Linked DNA regions of Mus musculus: region 2 is linked to region 1. A link is a loop called in an ENCODE intact Hi-C map of the cell type or tissue named here. Cell type or tissue: heart. All regions are shown on one strand.

The links. Hi-C counts contacts between places; a loop is a spot of excess contacts. Peaks named below come from ENCODE experiments on the same cell type or tissue, not always from the same donor. Only the 100,000 strongest peaks of a DNase experiment are listed, where the experiment ranks them.
Region 2: a loop joins it to region 1, with 1.8 times the contacts of the local background. A loop is called at or near these places in 1 of 42 quality-filtered maps.

What each region holds. Positions count from the first base shown.
Region 1 is chr11:82,779,900-82,782,399 of GRCm38, reverse strand. It overlaps Lig3 (ligase III, DNA, ATP-dependent), which reads right to left and starts at 1,291. Exons shown (of 20, transcript NM_010716.3): 1 at 1,124-1,291. Gm11423 (predicted gene 11423) reads left to right here and starts at 1,358. Exons shown (of 3, transcript NR_126067.1): 1 at 1,358-1,544; 2 at 2,102-2,265; 3 at 2,465-2,500. In heart, a CTCF peak has its summit at 1,334; DNase peaks (open chromatin) are centred at 989 and 1,269; H3K4me3 peaks cover 2,500 bases; H3K27ac peaks cover 2,295 bases.
Region 2 is chr11:82,831,456-82,833,955 of GRCm38, reverse strand. The region is part of intron 1 of Rffl (ring finger and FYVE like domain containing protein); the gene reads left to right. Among named protein-coding and RNA genes, the nearest start is that of Rffl, 39 kb to the left of the region's middle. In heart, no CTCF peak of the experiment used is centred here; no DNase peak of the experiment used is centred here; H3K4me3 peaks cover 345 bases.

The sequences.
Region 1 (2,500 bases):
AGACACCTTAGTTGGCCGATCCGATCCTCCCACCTCCAGCCCTAGAATTATAGGTATGAACCACCAAGCATGACTTCAGTTTATTTTCTATTATTTATTTTTCGGTTTTTTTGTTTGTTTGTTTTTAGATAGATTTTTCTATGTAGCTCTGGCTGTCCTGGAAGTCACTAGGAAGAGCAAGCTAGTGTTCTGAGTGCAGGGATTAAAGGCGTGTGCTACCACACCCGGCCCCAGTTTTATCTTAAAAAACAACAAAAAAACAACAACAATTACAACAGGACTAAGAGCTAGTTATGGTGGTTCTCGTCTGTAATCATATCAGAAGGCAAAGACAGAAGGATTGCTGTGCGTTCGAAGCTAGAAAGTCTGGTTTACTTAGTAAATTTCTGTCTAGCCAGGGTACGTCGTCAAGACCGTCTCAAAAGGAAAACAAGCAAGAAAACAAACCCCCCAAAGATTAGAACTACTTCATGGGGTGGTTAGGAAAACTACAAGGAGTACGAGGGCAAGCCGGACGTGGAGTTCTGAAGTTTGTATACCAAACTTGTGTATTTGACAATGTTCGACTTGGGGGAGGGGAGGTCCGTAACTGGCAGACTCAGGGGGTCACACAAGCCCTAACCGTTAAGAATCTGAGAGGCGAGTGAAGGCCGGCAAGGGCTGAGGAGGAGCTCAGGGCGAGTAGGAGTTCAACTTTCCGCAGAGTAGGGTGGGTAGGGTGTCGTATCGCCCATCCCGGGATACGACAAATAACTACCCGGGGAGACCGGCGCGAGGAGGCCGGGAGCCCGAAGAGCAAGCAGCACGCCGTTCTGCCCACAGGCTGTGCGGGCGAGCCGCGGCCGCGCAACAAGGCGGCGGAGAGGGACCGGCGGCGGCCCGGCCCCGACCCCCTGAGAATGCCCACTCTGGCATCCTGCCCTTCCCGGTGGCTGCCCAGGGTCCCGGGGGCCGCGGGCCTCCCGTGGGCTCCCGTGGGGGCGCCACGTCACGGAGGGTGTGCCCCCAGGCTGAGCGGCGGGCGGGGGAGGAGCCACGGCCACTCCAGCCACGCCGCGTTCGGCCCCGGCCCTCCCCACACGGCGCACCGCGGCCCGCCGCTCCGCGCCGCGCCGCCCCTCACCTGCCTTCTCGGCTGCCCTGGCTCTGACGCTCCGCACGAGCCACCGGACCAGGCGCCCACAAGGCCACGGGTCCCGCACGATGAATAGACCGCCTGTCTCTTTAAATACGGGTACTCCAGCCGGAGGCAGGGCGCAGGCGCAGTAACCGACTTGCGCCCTCGGACCCCGCCCCCTCCGGTCGCCACGTGGGTCGCTGTTCTATTCCTACCCGGAAATCTTGAACTGAGTGTTGGGTTGGAGTGGCGGCTTGGGGCGCAGCGTCCCTGAACTTCCTAGAGTTTCTCAGATTGTTAGATATTGAAGGTAGTGTTGAAAAATCATTGCAGTGATCCTAGGGATGGGAAGCTCGAGTCGTTCCACCTGTGTCTTCCGCACCGCAGGAGTTTTGCTGAATTAAAAGGCACTACTTTAATTAAAAAGGTAATTAGAAAATGTGAAGAACAGGGACTGTGGCCCCGTTTATGTCATTTAGCGAACTAGTGCTTCTAAACCTCAAATAGGCTCTGTGAGTTCAAGATGGCTAATTTTTCAAAAAATAAAAGTATTCAGGCCTTGTTCAGTCTGGGAAGGGCAAACAGTTGGGCTTTGTTAGGTAAATAAAGTGCAGATCGTGGAACTAAGTTCTATTTCTGAGGAAGAGTTTAGCTTTTTTTCCATAGGGAAAGAACGCTGTGAGGGGTCACTATAGTTGAAGCTGGTCAGGGGAGAGACTAAGACAAGCCGACTCACTAAAAGGCTGTTGTCCATATCAAAGTGGCCTTGAGATGGAGAGGAAGGTGTATGCTTGAATCTGTGTGAGGTGCTCAGTTATTTGTTCATAGAAATGAAGGGCTGATAGACGAGGTCTTTAACAGAACTGGAGAATGAGCCGAGGGAGGCTCTCTGGAGTTCAAGGTTGAGTGTCTGCTGTACTGAGGCCAGCTAGATCCTGGTGTTTGAAATGAGGTGAAGGCTCTTTGTTTTCTCTTAACTTGCAGCAGGATAAACCTGGGTTTGGAGTTCGGAAGGCCTTAGGCTCAAGGGCTCCAGTTGAGGAAGCGTGAACATTTTGACTGGAGTTGATCTTAACCCAATGGACTTTCCCTGTGCTGACCAACCCTTTCATCACAAGCAATATATTCGGTTGCTGAGCCCTGGAAATGTAAGCAGTCTGAAGTGAGAGATGCTGTAAATGAACACTGTACACTGACAAGTACCCAACACTTCCCCAAAGAGAGTAAAATACCTCATTAATAGTAATAGTGCATATATTCCAGTTATTTGCTGGCCAATTTTTTATGTGTTCGGTTAAAGAATATTTACTGTCACTCACCTGTTTGGTTTTACTGTCTTTGAACTAGGGCATCAGAAACGATGGGGCTGCGTGCTTAACTCCC
Region 2 (2,500 bases), 52 kb before region 1:
ATGGAAGCAACCCCGAGTAGCTAAAGCACACACCTTTTATACATTTTTTAGAGCAGTCCTCAGTCACATTTTAGGGCTGGCAGTTTGTCACTGGTTAACCTTTAACCGCATTAAGGGGGCAGACTTAAGGACCTGAGACATTGTGTGGGCTTTTCTATACAATCAGAGAACTATCTCTTAGTGGGTAAACTTAAGGACCAGAGACATTGTGTGGGCTTTTCTATACAATCAGAGGACTATCTCTTGGCACACCTTGCAGTGAGGCAAATTCTGGGAAAAGAACACATTTACTTAACCTTTTACAACCATGGTCGTTTTGAGCTACCACAAATCTTACATTAGCAGCTCCTGGCAGTTCTTCAAGGGGTTCCACATTCATTTAGAGCCAGTAGAAAAGGCCACAAAGATCATTGAGCCTCTTGCTAAGAACTAGATTGAATTGGATTAAAAGTTTTAGAGGTAAAAACAAAAAAGCAAAAAAAAAAAAAAAAAACAACAACAACCCCCAAACCAAAAAAAGGAATCTTTGTCTTCTAAAAAAACCTTCAAAAGCCAGGTATACTGGCATATACCTGGTGAGGTGGAAGGTTGCTTGAGTCCGTGAGTTCAAGACCAGTTTCAGGAACATAGGTTCCAACTGGGAAACAAAAGTGAAAAAAACAATTTGCTTAGGCCGGCAAGATGGTTCAGGCCCCTGCTGTAAGCATTATGTCCATTATGTCTAAACTCCACCCCACAATTACCTGGCAACAGCCAGGTAGGCCTGGCCTGCTATAAAAGGGGCTGCTTGCCCCCTCCTCTCTCTCTTACTCCTGCCTCCTGCTTGCTTCTCTCTTGCCCTCTTGGGTTCTTCCCTTCCTCCCTCTCCCCACATGGTCATGGCTCGCCTCTACTTCTCTCTCCCTCTCTCTGTCTTTCTCTGCCTCTACTACCCCCCTTAACTCCCCTTTCCATATCCTCTGTCCTGTACTATACCAGTCATGTGACTGCTCCCTAAGTGAGAAGAGATACCTTGGCATGGACCCACTAAGACACCCCCTCCCCCATACCTCACCACACCCCCATAGAGCATATCTTATACCTCTTTATCTTTTTATAAACACATCATCTGCAACCTATGTTTAAAAAGCCTGCCCTCCCTGCTCCAGCATTCCTACAGCGAGATGGAAGGCAGGGACAGGAGTATCTATCCCACCAAGGCACAGCTAGGGAAATAACAAGAGAAGGCTGCCTTGGAAATAAAGTCGAGGGCCAATAGGAAGCCTTAGTGGGCAAAGGTGCTCACTGCCACGCCTGGTGATCCCTAGGATCCACGTGGTAGAAGAAAACTGACGTCTGATTGGAAGTTAACGTCTGATGGTACACATGCCCTGGCACGTGCCCACCCCAGATGTAGTAAAATTAAAGTTTAATGTAGGGGCTGGTGAGATGGCTCAGTGGGTAAGAGCACCCGACTGCTCTTCCGAAGGTCAGAAGTTCAAATCCCAGCAACCACATGGTGGCTTACAACCATCCGTAATGAGATCTGATGCCCTCTTCTGGTGTGTCTGAAGACAGCTACAGTGTACTTACATATAATAAATAAATAAATCTTTAAAAAAAAAAGTTTAATGTAATACAAAGTTTAAAAACCCCATCTTCTTCATAGCCACCTTTCCCAGGGTGTACATTATATAAGCTCTGGGGTAAATGCATGCAATTTTAACTCTTTCAGTGAGGGTTCTGTTCATTACACTTGGCCACAGAACCTTTTATGCAGGCTACCTTAAAAGCAAATTGCATTATTTGGTCCTAATCAGAATTAGTGCATTGACTATTCCTGGGGCACCAGGGGTCCCTCCACTGGCCTGTGGCTTCTTTATTTTAATCCTGGCTCACCTGTAGTCTGCCAGTGTGATAGTATTTTGTGAAAGCAGTTTCTTGAGGCAGAAATTCCTGAGAAGTTTATCTGATGAGTCCTGTTTCCTGCAGAGGACTAGAGGGAGAGGAGTCTCTTTAGTCCTGATGAGCTGTGTCATCAGTTTTGATGGAAGACGATTCTGCAGTAATTAAACTGCGGGTCCGTTTATTCTGTGTTCAGCCTCGTTAGAAGACTTCACTCCAAACTGCTTCCTTTTCTGATTGACTCCCCCTTTGGGGCAGAGTGCCTGGGCTGAAATGAATGTGTGGGTTTATGCTGCAGTGTTCAATCTGTCATCTCTCCTAAACGCCACACTAAGAAGCAGCCATTTAATTGGTCAGACCCCGGGGGTGATATTTTGGCACCGCTCCATTGGTAGGAATTACTTTTCCTTGAACTTGAAGCAGATGCCGAGATCCCTCTGCAGATATTTGTCATAGACTAGTTGAAACCAGGGAGTTTCCAAGAACATTTATAACTTGTGATTGTTATGTATGTTTTTCAGTTGTTTACAATGGCTCCCACTTCAAGAATAGAGCTCACTTTGGTGCTAGCGGGAAGTGTGGTCTCTCTGCTATGCTCATTAGTCAGTGTCATTTT